Regions from separate parts of the Homo sapiens genome. Here region 2 is linked to region 1. A link is a loop called in an ENCODE intact Hi-C map of the cell type or tissue named here. Cell type or tissue: GM12878. All regions are shown on one strand. Links, peaks and the distances in the headings refer to the core of each region. The heading gives the core; the rest is flanking DNA. Region 1 has its middle 53 kb from the start of PTP4A1. Region 2 has its middle 240 kb from the start of FKBP1C.

Region 1 (8,525 bases), core at 2,074-7,073:
GCCTGGACAAGAGGGTAAAACTCCATCTCTACTCAAAACACAAAAATTAACTGGGTGTGGTGGTGCGGGCCTGTAGTCCCAGCTACTTAGAAAGCTGAGACATGGGGAGAATCACTTGAACCTGGGAGGCAAAGGTTGCAGTGAGCCAAGATGGCACCATTGCATTCCAGCCTGGGCGACAGAGCAAGACTGTCTCCAGAAAAAAAAAAGCCTATTGATACAATTCTACCTTTTTAATATTTAATTTATTTCTACTGTTTATATAGTCATACCTTAGAAACTTGAGAATGACAATAAAACATTATTATGCTAGGAGTAGGCAATCTGTTAAAAATTCAGACACAGAGTGCTATAGGCCAGGGGTGTCCAATCTTTTGGCTTCTCCGGGCCCCACTGAAAGAAGAATTGTCTGGGCCACACATGAAATACACTAACACTAACGATAGCTGATGAGCTTAAAAAAATCGCAAAAAAAGTCTTATAATTTTAAAAGAGTTTATGAATTTGTGTTGGGCCATATTGAAAGTGTCCTGGGCCACATGCATGGATAAGCTTGCTCTAGGCAAATAAGATGTCTTAGATCTGAGTGGGCTTATAGTAGATTGACATGGAACTGGTTTTATTTTTCTGCAATAACTTACCACCTTGCAGAATTTCTTTTATTTATTTATTTATTTATTTATTTTTGAGATGGAGTCTCACTCTGTTGCCCAGGCTAGAGTGCAGTGGCACGATCATGGCTCACTGCAACCTCCCGGGTTCAAACCTCCCGAGTAGCTGGGACTACAGGCATGCCCCATCATGCCTGGCTAATTTTTGTGTTTTCTAGTAGAGACAGGGTTTTGCCATGTTGGCCAGGCTAGTCTCGAACTCCTGACCTCAAGTGATCTGCCCGCCTTCATTTATAGACATCATATTGTGTATAATGCCTGAGAAAGTACATAATAGTGAAATAAACATCCTAGACACTTACTTTATAGTTGTTTTTGATGACTCGTAAGAGTGATGTAAAAAAAAATAAAAGAGTGATTCGGCTGGGTACTATGGCTCGTGCCTGTAATTTCAACACTTTAGGAGGCTGAGGTGGGCAGGTCACTTGAGGTCAGGAGTTTGAGACCAGCCTGGCCAAAAAAGGTGAAACCCCATGTCTGCTAAAAATACAAAAATTAGATCAGCGTGGTGGCACATGCCTGTAGTCCCAGCTACTCCGGAGGCTGTGGCAGGAGAATCGCTTGAACCTGGGAGGCAGAGGTTGCAGTTAGCTGAGATCGTGCTGCTGCACTCCAGCCTGGTTGACAGAGTGAGACTCTGTCTCAAAAAAAAAAAAAAAAAAAAGTGATTTAGTCTTATAAAGGGGATCATTTCACGACCTCAAAGTCTGAGTCACTTTACATGGTAATTAAAATGAACCCATTGCACTGAATCTTCCATGGTAGAAAACAGTAATATGGTATCTCCCCTATTGTTGAAAGAGTATCAGCTGTGAGTAAACATATGAGCAATAGGAATCCCCAGGTCCAGTTGGAAAAAAATGATAAAAACTTATGAGCAAATATTTGTTTTCTGGCTGCTACACTATTGTGTTCTTTTAACTAATACAAATAATGTAATTTGGGGAATATTCAACTTATAGAGCCCTTTTCTACCTCAAAAAGAAAGTGCTTCCTATTGCTCTCTTTGCTTACTAAAGCTTGTCATGGATACAGTCTTGGCGAGGGTGATAAAGAGCTCTGGCATTTGGTCTGTTTCACCTGAATTGTAACTAGGGTCCCCTGATGAAATTATCTCCTGCAGGGACTACTTATTTATTGTTTATCTTCTGTTTAACTAGAATGTTTTTAGCAGATACAAGGTGATCTCATTTACATCATGAATATGGTTTCTGGACATCTTATCTTTATAACTATACAAATAATTCATCTAAATTCAAATAAGTAACAGAAACAACAGTTAAAATTTGCCATATATTGTAGCCCTTAAAATACTTTGGAGAAAAAGGAATATGACATTCCATAAAATCAGAAAACATAAATATAGAGTTGGGATAAGGAAATTCAAGAGCCTAATCTGGAAGACAAGGATTCACCTATGTATTAACAAAAGGTTCTACCAATGTAATCCAAGACATGAAACAGTATCTGGCAAAGCCTGTGGGAAAAAGCACTGGAGAGGGAGACAGATTACTTGGGTTCTAGTCTGGGCTCTGCCACTAAATGAGTGTGTGCCCTTGAACAGATCAGAACTCTCTATGAATTATTCCATTTGTAAAATAAGAGAATTAGATTAATATATTTTTATAAGATTCCCATTGTTCTAACAGTCTGTCCCTAGGTGTTCCATAAAATATACAAGTAGATTAAGTTAGAATTACCTGTTTAAGAGTAGCTTTTCAGATTGATGATTATTTCAGTTCATTCTGCATAAGGATACCAGACAAGGCAACTCAAGTCCTGGGAGGGTCAGAAAGTGCAGGAGCTTAAGTCTATCTGTTAATGAGTTACTGTAGGGGAGGCAGAGAAAGGGTAATATATCTGTTTATTTTGCAATTTATACAGTTCAAGGGGACAGTTTCTAAAATATATGCTATTTGTTTCCAAACTATGCTACTTTAGGAAATGCATAATTTTGGTGGTTAATGGTAGTATAATAAAACTTAGTTATGGCATTTAGCCATCTGTCATTTACCCTCTTTACATGTGTTGTTTATGTATTTTCTGTTTTTATGTAATTAGCTCCTTTGGTGTGTTCCTACATGGAAGGATACTGCCTCTTTCTGATCCTACCTGAGCTTCTGAAATAATTAGATTGGGGAGAAAAATGCTGAATTGAAATCTGTCTGACTTTTAAACAATGATGTTGACTCACTTTATGCTAGAATACGACAAGCCAGATATTATTTTCTGTGCAACACTAAAAAATTATTTGCCGTTTTTTTCTTTTCTTGCTCAGTTTTATTTTTTTTTCTTTTATTTTACTTTAAGTTTTGGGCTACATGTGCTGAATGCTCAGGTTTGTTACATAGGTATACATGTACCATGGTGGTTTGTTGCACCTATCAACCCCTCATCTAGGTTTTAAGCCCCGCATGCTCTCCCTCCCCTTTTCCCCCACCCCGTGACAGGCCCCAGTATATGATGTTCACCTCCCTGTGTCCATGTGTTCTCATTGTTCAACTCCCACTTATGAGTGAGACCATGCGGTGTTTGGTTTCCTGTTCCTGTGTTAGTTTGCTGAGGATGATGGTTTCTAGCTTCATCCATGTCCCTGCAAAGGACATGAACTCATTCTTTTTTATGGCTGCATAGTATTCCATGGTGTATATAAACTGATTGTTCATGTAGTGCACTACCTATAGCACATGGTCTAATAAATGATCTCTTTACCACCTGTTTACAAGGCAAAAAATTAAAAAGAACAGTAACTCTGACACTAATCATATTGACAAGGAAATAATAAACACAAACCACAGATTTATAAGGTGAACAATTGTGCCAAAGTCTTTTTTTTCAGATATCTATTTTCATTTTATTTATTTATTTATTTATTTATTTATTTATTTATTTATTTGAGACAGAGTCTCACTCTGTCACCCAGGCTGGAGTGAAGTGGCATGATCTTGGCTCACTGCAACCTCTGTCTGCCTCCCTGGTTCAAGTGATTCTCCTACCTCAGCCTCCCGAGTAGCTGGGATTACAGGCATGTGCCATCACACCTGGCTAATTTTTGTATTTTTGATACAGATGGGGTTTTGCCACATTGGCCAGGCTGGTCTTGAACTCCTGGCCTCAAGTGATCCGCCCGCCTCAGTCTCCCAAAGTGCTGGGATTACAGGCATGAGCCACCACACCCAGTCTATTTTCATTTTTAGTGTTTTACTATTTTTCCTATTCATTAGCAATGTTAATTGATAGATCTCCTGAAGGCCAAGGACAATATATCACAACATTTAAAGATAAGAATCACATAAATGTCTAATGGGAAAATATTCCCAATTGTAGAATCAATGAAGACTGAAGTTAAAAAAAGGATGCATACAGAGGAGAGAAAAGTATCAATGCAACAGCAGTGTGTAATATGCAAGAGATCCAGTGGTTAGTTTTTGTTTGATAATTATGTTCTCGCAAATTTATGTGTAGTTTTAAAATATGTTGGATTCAGGCATTGAGGCTCCTCGAAAAATTATAGGTAGATGATACATTAAATCAGTCTACAGGTTTATACAGTTACAGGGTAAAAATTATTATCTACTGAATTTTAATGTGTTGAATGTCTATTTCAAGTCCATTTGTCAAAATAAAGTATGGTGGTAGCAAATGTCTTTAATCTGAACAGAATGGTTTTTATTGATAAATTGATGATTGAATTTCAGGAGCTAAAATTCTATATTGCTTTCTAATTTTCTTATTGGTTTATTTGCAAGTCAAGTGTAATAGTAGGAAGTTAACTATAGTTTTAACATTGAATTAGAACTGTCACACATGAATTGCTTAATACCTTTTCTGGATTTTAGTAGACTGACCTGTATTTCATTTTCATGTCCTACTTTTTAATTCAATTGAGTCACATAATGGGCTGTAATTGAGTCACAAAACAGGAAATAAGCTTGTGCCAAGTATATGGAACAAACTTGGCATATGTGGTGTCTTTACCCTTATTAGTGGAAAGTCAGTTCTGGTAAATCAATCAGTCAGTTTATCATTAGTATTTCCCTCACCTGGTAAGACAGGACATAGTACAGTTTCACATCCCTTACCTGAAATTATGAAATCCAAAAAGCTATGAAAAGAGGAAGTGTTTTCAAAATTCAAAACCTGACCTGACTTGACCTGAACTCATTTAGCACTGAAACTGTACTGAACTGATATGCACCTTTGTAGTCTTTTTTTTTTTGAGACAGAGTTTCGCCTTTGTCACCCAGGCTGGAGTGCAATGGTGTGATCTCGGCTCACTGCAACCTCTGCCTCCCAGGTTTCAGTGATTCTCCCGCCACAGCCTTCTGAGTAGCTGGGATTACAGGCACCCACCATCATGCCCAGCTAATTTTTGTATTTTAGTAGAGATGGGGTTTCACCATGTTGGCCAGGCTGGTCTTGAACTTCAGGCGATCTGCCCGCCTTGGCCTCTCAAAGTGTTGGGATTACAGGCGTGAGCCACTGTGCCCGGCCTGTAGTCTTTATTTATCTCACTTAGTGTGAATATGCACATGCTTTACTACAGTGATATTAATATGGTTAAGAGGGTGCTACCCAGATCCTGCTGAAAGTATAATATATGGCATATGTATCCTGCTTTTTTTTCTAAAATCTGAAAGATACTGACTTCCAAAACAGTCTTCAAGAGTTACCTTTTCTTTGAATATAAATCTCCTAATGTGCATTTTTCAATACTGAGTTATTTTCTATCTTTTCAGCAACTTCCCAGGTACATTTATGATTATTGCATTATTATTGCAAGTATTAAAGGCAAAATTCTGCTTTTGTCCTCTCTGTTGTTAGTACACTGTGAAGGCTGAATGGCTTGCTAGAAAGAACCTTAGCTGTAAAGAGACCTAGAGTTAAATCCTGGTTGGGCTGTGTGACCTTGGACAACCTATTTAACATCACTGAGCATTACATTTCTTTTTCTGTAAAATACTGACTGATACCTACATTGCCCCCACCCTCTTTTTCAGTCTCAACCTCAAAGAAGGAATTCTGATTAGGTGGACTATGGTTGTTATCCTTTACCTCTGTTGGATTCCATTGCTACTCCTTTGTTTGCCCTGGGGATGTCCAAAATGATAATTTTTTAGTTAATCAATTATAAAATTTATTCTTGCCTTTTCTGCCAGGACCTCAAGATACCTAAGCTGTTAGTTTAGGTACAAGTAACAAGAAAAGTAAATACAAGCAAGAGAATTGATGTTATGCTTATTAGGGAAAGCAAAATAGCAATCTAAGATGTGCTCTGGCAGCAATAAAGTTATGGAAAAGGTGGCACAAATATTTTCCATAGTAAAGGGATAGTCTAGAAACCTACTGAGATTTTTTTTTTTTTTTTTTTTGGAGACGGAGTCTCACTGTGTTGCCCAGGCTGGAGTGCGATATGGTACTATCTGGGCTCACAGCAACCTCCGCCTCCCGGGTTTAAGCAATTCTCTTGCCTTAGCTTCCTGAGTAGCTGGGATTACAGGCGCCTGCCACCACACCTGGCTAATTTTGTATTTTTAGTAGAGATGGGGTTTCACCATGCTGGCCAGGCTCGTCTTGAACTCCTGACCTCAGGTGATCCACTTGCCTGGACTCCCAAAGTGTTGGGATTGCAGGCGTGAGCCACCAAGCTTGGCCCTACTGAGATTTTATGTGTCAATGGATTCTTTTAAAAACTATTGGGTTGCGCTAGTAGAGACATTTTTGACATGATTTTGGACATAGTCTGTGTTTGGAAGCAGAGGAAGGCTGCTCCTTAATTTTTAATTCTCCATCAGTGTCTGTGATACATATTGTGGAATTATAGATCATTATTGACAATTTCTGATATAAAAGTCATATATATGTGTGTGTATGTGATTGTGTGTGTGCATGTGTGTGTGTGTTGATAGATAGTGAAGGTCCTTGTTTTGAGTTTTTAGAGTGTATTTCCCTTTACAAAATTGTTTCTTTTGTTCATAGTGCTATTGTTGTTAATTGAGGTTATCATCAGGAGATCTTTCACCATTTAAATGGTTTCACTTTACGGGGCATCATGTGTGCATACCTTTATTTTCCATTTTAAATTTCTTTTTAAAATTCAGAGTCCTTCAGACTAAGAACATTAGGCAACACTTGGTGTAAGAAAATATGTGGTTACCATGGGGATTAGGAGCTATTCCAGGTCTGTTTGACCTCTTTTCTTTATTGCAGGTAATTTATTCTAATACATCAAAAATTGCTTCTCAGGAGAAACTCTATTCTTTGATAGGCACCCTTATAGTTCTTTAATGCCACTGGTCTGAAAGGTAAGACTTTCCAGATATATTTTATTTTTCTGAATAGTTAGACCATAATATTATCCTTGTTTAATAATAATATAATAGTAATAATAAGCATGATGTATTGCACACTTACTATGTAGCTAGCACATAATCTCATTTAATTCTTAAAACCTTTCTTTGTGGTAGTATTATTAATTAGAATTAGGTTTGGCAGACAGAGAAATAAATATCCCAAAACAATGGCTTCGGTCAATGGTTTATTTCTCTTGCCTATTCAAGAAATCCAGAAGAGTCAGTTTGGGGTTGATATGATACGGTGGCAGAGACTCAATCTCTTTCTGTCTAATACCTCTGGCACATATAGCTTCCAATTCCAAGGTCACCTCATCCACAGAGGAAACTGTTGGAGCTTCTGCCTTCATGTCCATATTCTAGCTGTAGGAAGAAGGAAGAGGAAGTCCTACCCCTTTCTTTAAGAATACTTCCCAGAAGTAGCACATGCCATTGCCACATATATCCCAAAACTCAGATGGCCACACCTAGTTGTAAAAGAGATTTTTTTCCACTCACCTGTGTGTCCTGCTAAGAACTAAGATTCTGTTGCTTTGAAAGATGAGAAGAATGAGTATTAAGAGACAGCCAGCAGTATGCCATGTTTGAGTGCCCTCATGCCCAACTTACAAATGGAAAAATTGAGTCATAAGAAGTTAAATGGACTTACTAAGAGCTCACAGCTGGTGGAGTCAAGATTCAAAGCTAGATCATTCAAACTTCAGAGCTCTCAAGCACTACTTTGAAGTGCTTCTACCGTAAAACAGTTGTTTGACTTTATTCATCTCTTCTGCTAAATTAGTCTAAAGAAAACATTTCTGGACTAAGTTGCCAGGTCAATCTGTTGAAACAATGGAATCCTTTATTTTCCCAAGCATTCTTGGCAAAGGGCACAGTACTGGTATCAACTTGTGCAATGAAGCCTTTACTTTTGCTGACCTTTTGGATAGGTGGATTCAAAAAATTTAGTGACAGGTTTAGAGAATTGCCTGGTGTACAGATTAAAGTCTTATTTTCAATCTTCTACTTGCTTAGGGTTGCAACAGGTTTTAACTTCATTAAAATATGCTTTGCTGTTCTATTGATGGTTTAGATTTTCAACAAGGTAATAAAGGGACACAGTTTTCAATAGAGCCAATAAGAATAAATAAAAATAAATGATTTACTGTAGGAAAAATCCAGTAAATTATGATCATTTTTCTACTGAAAATTTTTCAAGATAAATGATAGCACATCTTAGAATAAATCAGACTATGTTACTTCTAAGTTATTTGGAAAGTATTACATTTAGATGGTTAACTTGTAATTCTTTAATATCTTACTTGTGTAAAAATCTAAATCATATAACACATTATGAACTAGGCCTCCCTTCCTTTCCCTTTCCTTTCTTCCTTCCATTTCACAAAGCCTAATTTGTTGTTCTTTTCCTTAGGTTCGTTTTTGTTTAGATTCTTCTCTCTTCCTAGCTCACAAGGGTTTTTAATCATTCTCATGCCTGACTAGCTCTTTGCTTTCTAGCACC
Region 2 (8,525 bases), core at 1,452-6,451, 540 kb after region 1:
GTTTTAAAAAATAAATTGTATTTGTAAATTCTGGTCAAAGCTTTAGTAATAATTACTATACTACATGCATTATTTTATTGGTTATAATATGGGTCATATGCAGAAACTATCAAACTTTTCTTTTTCTGTATATTACTTTCTTGATCTCAATAAAACATTTTCTTTTTTTTATATTTAGAGAAAATGTCAATATTACATTTCATTAGTTTGAAAGGGCATTTTTGTCTGTATCTATATAAACCTTTTTGAACAATTAAATCAGAAAACATTTTTTGTGGAACAGTTATCAAAATTTAATAACTTTTATTACTACTTAGAAGGCATACTTTGCCTAGATTTTTCTTTCCTTTTTGTTTTAAAACTTGTATCCAAACTTTCCTTTTTAATGTTTTGTGATGCCTTTAAAAAAGAGGTTTATACCAGCAATCCCATTACTGGGTACATACCCAAAGGATTATAAATCATTCTACTATAAAGACACATGCACACGTATGTTTATTGCAGCACTATTTACAATAGCAAAGACTTGGAATCAACCCAAAGGACCATCAACGATAGACTGGATAAAGAAAATGTGGCACATATACACCATGGAATATTATGCAGCCACAAAAAAGAATGAGTTCATGTCCTTTGCAGGGACATGGATGAAACTGAAAACCATCATTCTCAGCAAACTAACACAGGAGCAGAAAACCAAATACCGCATGTTCTCACTCATAAGTTAGAGTTGAACATGAGATCACATGGACACAGGAAGGGGAACATTACACACTGGGGCCTGTCGGGGTGGAGGGCAAGGGGAGGGAAAGCATTAGGACAAATAGGTAATGCATGTGGGGCTTAAAACCTAGATGATGGGTTGATGGGTGCAGCAAATCACCATGGCACATGTAAACCTATGTACCAAACCTGCACATTCTGCACATGTATCCCAGAACTTAAAGTAAAATAATAATAAAAAAGAGGTTTGTAGTAGAAACTTTGGGATTCTCCTAGCAGCCACTTTCCTCTTCACTTTCTTAAGGATATGATCTTTTTAATGTATTTTTAAAAGTTATAATTGATCCATAATAATTTTACATATTTCCTCTTCACTTTCTTAATAAGACAGAGCAAATGAATCAGTGACAGTTCCACGTCTTGATAGAGGTGAAGAGCACACAAGATACTGCTAGAATACTGAGAAAGACTTGCTTCCTACTTTGCTGAAGTCTTAGGAAAAGAAGTTCTTTATTTACTAGATTAGTGATTCTCAATCTTTAGCATGTGTTAGAATCACGATTACCCAGAAGGCCTACTAAATAAAACACAAATTATGAGGTACCACCCCCAGCTGGGTGGAGCCTGAGTTATTACATTTGTAATAAATTATGTTATTGATTTTGATGCTAATGATCCCAGTACCACATTTTGAGAGCTGCTTATCGGATCAGTGGTTCTCAACTCTGTCAGCGCTTTTGAGATACCGGGGGAGTTTATGAGCACAGGCAGTTCCTGCTTTGCACAGTAGCGCGTGATTGTAGAAATGACAATACAATCTGAAATTATGCAAAGTGATCTTAATTATCAATCATTAAGAAAATTCAAATTATTCCTTGATTTTTTGGCAAATTATTAAAAACTATCTTGCTGTCTCATTAATGTTGTGAAATTTTAAAGTAACCTAATATTTATTTAGCAATGAAAACATCACAAACATTGAGAAATATGTTTACTTTTTTGTAGAAAACTTATATAAAGAAATTTAAACAGTGCTTGCCTTCTTGTATCACTTATGATACTAAATGAGCACTTCTTCTATGCTTTTGCAAATTACCACACTCCTTTCCGAGTTTAGGTCAGCTTCCAACATTTTATCCTTTGTGCTTTCAATGCCATGAGATATCTCAGATTTCCTTTAATGCAAAACTTCTTGCCCATGTCACTTCCTCTGAAGCATCTTTATTCTTTTCTTCCCAACCACCTTCCTCATTCATGCTGATAAGTTCACCTTCACTATATTTGTCTCTTCCACATCTAGGATCTATCAAACAGCAGCAGTGTCAACACCTTCCCACAGTCAGCTATTCCATTTACACTGAATTTTCATTTCACTCCCAGAATTATCATTTTTATTTCTTTGCTGCCCTTTTAACTTGGTTGGCCAATTTCCTTTTCTGATTACCCATGTTATAATATGTTACATGGGTTTATCACTGAGAGACACACTTTCATGTGAGTGAACTGATGAACAGATGTGCAGTGATGAGTCACAAGCATGCTTTAGAAAAAGTGGTGTGATTGATCACTGACCCCATGAGTACCTGTTTTTTTATGTAGAAATTTGTGGACTGAAGAACTGACAGTAAAATTTGCACTTTATACAATTCCTCACAATTAATATGCCATCACAACTGAAATTTCAGCAGTGTTGTTGGGGAATAGGTGTTATTTAACTAAGCCATAATAACTGAAAGCTGGATACAGAAACCATGTAAAGGAAGGACTGCCTTTAATAGCACTACGTGGTCCCCATCTCAGACCAATACACTTAGAATCTCTGAGACAGGATTCAGGCCATGATATTATTTCACAATCTCCCTCAAGTCATACTAATATGCAAGCTCTAGAACAGTGCTTCTCAAAATTTAGTGCTTGTAGAAATCATTTGGAGGACGTAGGCAGATTCTTAGGCCCCATCCCATGGATACAGTTTGAGTAGTTGGATATAATGACAGTATAACGTCTGCGTGGGAAGCCAACAGCTGTGGCAACTACTTTTGTTACCATATAGAAAGCCACTGGAGCACATATTTGGCATATGAAGGAGAGCAGGACTAGGAGAATTACTGTGAACTCAAGATGGAAATCTTACAAGTTAATGAACCTCAGAATTAAACTACAGCTAAGTTCTCCTTTCCTAGGAATGTTCAGTTACGTAAACCAATAAATTGTTTTTAAAGCAGTTTTCAGTTAGATCTTGATATTGATAATGCCAAGAATTCAACCTCACAAAAGATTGAATTATTGTGTAAAATTTTCTTTTATTTCATCAGTTTGGTTATTTTTTCATTATATATTTAAGAAATGGGCAAAGTAAGAAATCTTTGGGTGTTTTCAGGAGAGGCACAAGTAGGAACTGAGACGACTTCATTCTGTTTTTGAATAATAAAGCCCCTCTCAAGTTAGGCTTTCATATTTTAAGAGGTGATTTTCAATATCATGTGTAAAAAATTTATCCAGACATTTGTTAAGTGATACCACTTGATATATGATTAATTTTGAATGGAAGTAACTTTATTTTTTGTCTATGAGGTTGATATCAACCCTTTTATTAGTGAAAAATTCTGATGAGTATATTAGTCTAATTTATTATACTTCGCAAACAACTGACTTAGCAAATAACTGGAAAGCTCAATTATTTGCTCTTCCCATTTCATCTAATTATGTATTGCCAATAAATTTAATAAAAACTCTTCATTTAATAAGCTTTCTCATAATTAAACACACATTAAATTTTTACTCAATTTTCTTTCCATTGCCCAGTCTATTAGTTTGGTAAGACCTGCCGTAACAGTGCCACAGACTGGGCGTGGTTTAAACACAACAAATTTATTTTCTCACAATTCTGGAGTCTAGAAGTCTGAGATCAAGGTGTCTGCAGGTTTGGTTTCTCCTGAGGCCTTTCTTGCCACAAAGATGCCTGTCTTCTCCCTGTTTCACATGGTCTTTTCTCCACGTGTCTGTGCCCTAATCTCCTTCTTACAAGAACATGGTCATATTGGGTTAGGGTCCACCCTAATAACTGCATTTTAACTTCATTGCCTCTTTAAAGATCTTATCTCCAAATGAAGTTATATTCTGAGGTTCTGAGAGTTGGGATGTCAACATTTGAATTTGGGAGGGGGGCATAATTAAGCCCACAATACCTAGGCAATTTTAATCACCTCATTGATCAGTTTAGGTTCTATTTTCTGACTCCTTCTTTTCCTTCTTTCTCTCCATCTGTCTCCTTCTTCTTTTCTTTTTTATTCTTTGTACTATAAATTGTCTTCAATTTTTATGCTTCCTTTTTAGTAACTGGAAATGGATGTTAGGTAAGATAATTTAAGGCCTGGTGATGAGGGCTGTGCTACACAAATTACAAGAACATATATTTCTTCACGAATGGTACTGTGCTTGCTGAGGTCTCAGTAAAGGGTAAAAATGTGTCAAAGCATATAATCAAACCTCCAAAAACCATTTTCTTTTTCCTAAGAGGAATGATAAATTACCTGTTCATAATTTAAAGGTAAATTTATACCAAGCCTTGCTACAAAGTTTCCAAAGGTGATGTGGGAATGAACGGCTTGACTTTGGCTGAATGTGAAACTTGTGAGTAATATAGTAAGGTGTGCTTGTGGTGGACATAAAATGACTTATGTCTGTTCTTGGCAAATAAGCATTTCCTGTGCTTGGTGCTTTATTTCACCTTCAAAATAAAGTTCTTGAAAATATAGCTATATTATGCCACTAAATGATAACTTGGACTGAGTTTGCCAGATGACATTATTAAAAGCTTAAAGTCAGTTAACTCTGTATGAATGATCTGCAAGGTAATGCATATTAGATGAACTTATTGTTTATATATACATTGAAATTCATCATAAGAATACTGCTGACAGTTATTCTCCCATAATGAAAAATTACCTTTAAGACAATAGGAAGCCCTTGTAATTCTCCTATTTTATTGAAATGTAAGAGAACAACTTTTGATGTACATGTTTTGCATTTTGAACAAATGTGTTCACATGTTTAAACATTTCTTTCTTGGAGAGGATTTCTGACTTGTTTTTCTAACTTTATTGTAATTTCTTTTTTTCTTCTTTTTTTTCTCTTTTTTATCACAAAAATTTGTATTTCTTTCCTCTGATTCTTGCAGTATCAAAACTAAAATATTGTGTTCTGTATATTCTCTGATATTAACACCTTAGTAATAAGCAGGCAGTATATTTGAAAAGGTAATATTTCAAAAGAGTTTGTAACTTTTTGAAAGAATTATAGTTTATTTGGTACCATATGGTCTCTGGAGTCATTGTTTACAAATATTTTTATGTTTGATTTTATTTTTATTTTTTAAAGTTTTGTTTTAATTTAATTGGCAATTTAATAATTGTAAATATTTATAGGATATGATGTGATGTTTCAATGCATGGATACATTTTGTAATGATCAAATATTTTAAAAAGCAGAACTCATGTAACTCCAAAATGTAAAATAATAAAAAGGCATTTGCTATTGGTGAAGCAGGATAGGAGGTCCTTTTGATGCCAGAGAAGCTCTGATAAACCTTGGGCTTCGGTGACATGAGTTTTAGGCCATTAGTCTGAGTGTCACATGCCCCAGAATATTTTTTCTCAGGATTCCTTGCAGTACTTGCTTTATGGAAGACCTAATCTCTTGCTAGGATTCTTACATAAAATTATGCATAATACTGATGCATATAAAATACAAATAATAAACATAACAAATAAATGTTACATATTATACCTAAAAGTCTCACCAAATATTGATGTTACTGGATGAAAATTCACAGGTGCACAGGAAAAAACCAAAGCCAAGGTGAAGAATTTTTTGGTTAGGTGTGGCATCAGAACACCCATTGTGTCCCTGTTCTGATGAAACTGCCTGTTTTCCACCTAACTTCTGCTTTTGTTCAAATTTAACCCTAGTGGATGCCATTTCTATTAATCCTTTAACTATTATTGCTTTACATCCTATTGTAATTGTCCTTATAGCCGTATTAATGCTCTGTTTTCTTTCTGAATGTCCCTATTCATGTTACCATCTATGAACAGAACTTGCCCATTCTCCCCCTGGTAATTCATTGAGCTATTCTTCTGACATTCTCATTCATCCCTTTAATAGCAGCTGCTGCTAATCTTGTCTACTCCTTATTTCATGGCGGTTCACACAGATCTTACACTTGACAAAACCAAAGGGAAAAATAAGCCAAGTTATAATTTATTCTAATCAACAGATATTTCCCTTAAAATACTATTGACTTAAAATTTACCAGATAATACAGCAGCTTAGACTTTTGTTAAAATCTTTCCATTTGAATATTTTGAGTTATAGTCAAGTAAATCATGATTCATCTCTATTAGCCTTATTTGTAATGAGAGTTGTGGCAGAATCTTTTAAGAAAGGACAGGCAGCATTTACTCTGATGAACATAGAGGCTATTTTCCTCTTCTATCCAATAATTCTCAGAGTACATGTTTTTTTTTCAAAATATAGTTTAAGCTGCCAATAGTTTAGTCAGTTGGCAGCTTAGTTGATGTAAAAGATTATGTTATTCAGATATAAAAATCTATATAGAGCCAGTAACTAGAAATACATATAATGTTTCAGAGTATTTATTTGTCAGTACACTGAGAGCCAGTGCTTGAAAATCTTTGTGTGGGAAAAAAAGAATATAGAACTAACTTCCAACAACTTAGAGGTAAATCATTAAACAGTGGTAATTACATTGTTAGAAAAAGAAACCACTTTATTTTAACAACGAGACCCAGAGAAAGAATAAGTGACTCAACTAAGGTTAAATGGCCAGGTCACAGCCAACCCAGGGTGGAAATTTTGTCTTCATATACTAGAGTAATATTCTTTCCATATATTAAGAATTAAAGATTTAATTAATATAAACTACTCACAAGAGATAACTGTGGCAAATTTTATGTATGCCAGATCTCTGACCTCTCTACAAGTGGTTATTGTCTTCATTTTAATGCTGAGAACTCTGAATCTTGGTGACATTTAAGTTGCTCAAGTTCACCCAGATGGAAAGTGACTAAGCAGGGTTTTGGATGGTGCTTGTAACACATCCAATCTCTGGATCATCTCTACAGTGCAATATAGTTTCTAGTCTCTGAGATAAAGGAAATACTACTGAGTTTACATTCTAAACATACTGTTAAAACAATCATGATAAGCTGAATTTATTAAAGGTCTGCTACTACAACTGTTCAGGGAAGCCAGCTTTTAAGCTGTGAACCACTGCTCCCTGCTTCTGTGACCAGGATCCTAGGGATGTAATTGATTTAGATGAACTTTTGGGTTTATGTTTCCTTGTCAATAAAATATTGAATTAGGGGCTATATAGAGTTAAAATTAAATGGCTGACCATTGCCACTGTGTGATTACTACTAGAAGCTGCAAACAGTTCAGATTAACTCTACTTTATGAGTCGAATATCTGACTCTTCCTTACTGTAGTTCAGCTCTTGTATATTTAGTAGAGATGGGGTTTCATTATGTTGGTCAGGCTGGCCTCAAACTCCTGGCCTCAAGTGATCTGCCCACCTCGGCCTCCCGAAGTGCAGGGATTACAGACGTGAGCCACCATGCCCGGCCTATTTTATATCTTTAAACATCATTGGAATTACAACCAAGAGTTAAACAGTTTGCACCAGACTAGTTCCAATTATCTAGAGATCATCAGCAGTGATACCAACCAGAAGTTGGCACAGGGCAGAGACAAACAGATGCTGAGTGAGAAGGTTTGAGTCAAGTTTCTGGGTCCACCACTCAGTGTTGCATAACCTTAAACTTTTCAATTCTTGCATGTATGTAAATGGGGACAATCATTTTGTCTGTCCCATAACATTGCAAAAACAAATGGAATCATGTATTTTATAACATGATAATAAATGGAAGGAATTGTTATTAATTCCTACACTCCATTATGATATAATGTAGTCATTTGAAGCAGAAATTTACCAAATAACAATTCATATAAGCACAGCTTTCAGACAACCAGATTTGTAATTTGTTATAAGGAAAATCTGACACTTTAATGTGTCCTAGAAAAATAAAGAGAATAGAAAGCTCACCAGATGCCAAATATCTGTAACAAAGTTGCCTCTTGATAAATATTATAACAAAATAGTAAATAATTAATTTAGAGCAGAGACAATAGGAAAAGTAATTATCAAACTTGCGGGAAGGTAAATACAATACAAAGGAACTAACAAAAATAAATTGAGAATATTTGCAACGAGTCAGTCAATCCAAATTTTTAAAAATGTAAAAACTTGCCTATTAACTAGCATGAAGACTGCAGTCCTCTCTGTGACCATAGGATTTAAAATATCCCAATTTGCTAAACCTGAGGTTGGTCTCACTTTAGAATAATTTATGGAGATACCTGAATCTCATTGGAGAGAGGCGTAAGTTGGAAACTTTGGATGAAAGAATTAAAATTCTTTTTTCTGTTACTTTTGCACTTTAATGCATTTTAAAGTGTACAGTTAAGGGAAAATATACTAATAACATTAAGGTTGAAAATTGAATACAGCCTGATAGCTTCAATCATATGTTGTTAAAATGATGAAAGAAAACTGACACCTCACTGCATTCAAGGCAGTTATTGCATTGCCTGAGTTGTGTAGAAACCATTCAAATTCTCCATTTACTATGCAATTTTATTAATAATATATTTTCATTCCTTCCTCAAATTCTGATTTGTTGGGTATCATATTTCACCTCCACATCACTCAGCATGCA

What was found. A loop is a pair of places that touch in the nucleus more often than their neighbours do. Peaks named below come from ENCODE experiments on the same cell type or tissue, not always from the same donor. Only the 100,000 strongest peaks of a DNase experiment are listed, where the experiment ranks them.
Region 2: a loop joins it to region 1, with 4 times the contacts of the local background. A loop is called at or near these places in 1 of 110 quality-filtered maps.

What each region holds. Positions count from the first base shown.
Region 1 is chr6:63,515,673-63,524,197 of GRCh38, reverse strand. It overlaps a transcript of LGSN not described here and a transcript of PTP4A1 not described here. Among named protein-coding and RNA genes, the nearest start is that of PTP4A1, 53 kb to the left of the region's middle. RefSeq lists an enhancer at 4,870-4,959. In GM12878, for the core only: no CTCF peak of the experiment used is centred there; a DNase peak (open chromatin) is centred at 4,747; H3K4me3 peaks cover 338 bases; H3K27ac peaks cover 2,078 bases.
Region 2 is chr6:62,970,480-62,979,004 of GRCh38, reverse strand. No RefSeq gene overlaps it. Among named protein-coding and RNA genes, the nearest start is that of FKBP1C, 240 kb to the left of the region's middle. In GM12878, for the core only: no CTCF peak of the experiment used is centred there; a DNase peak (open chromatin) is centred at 4,328.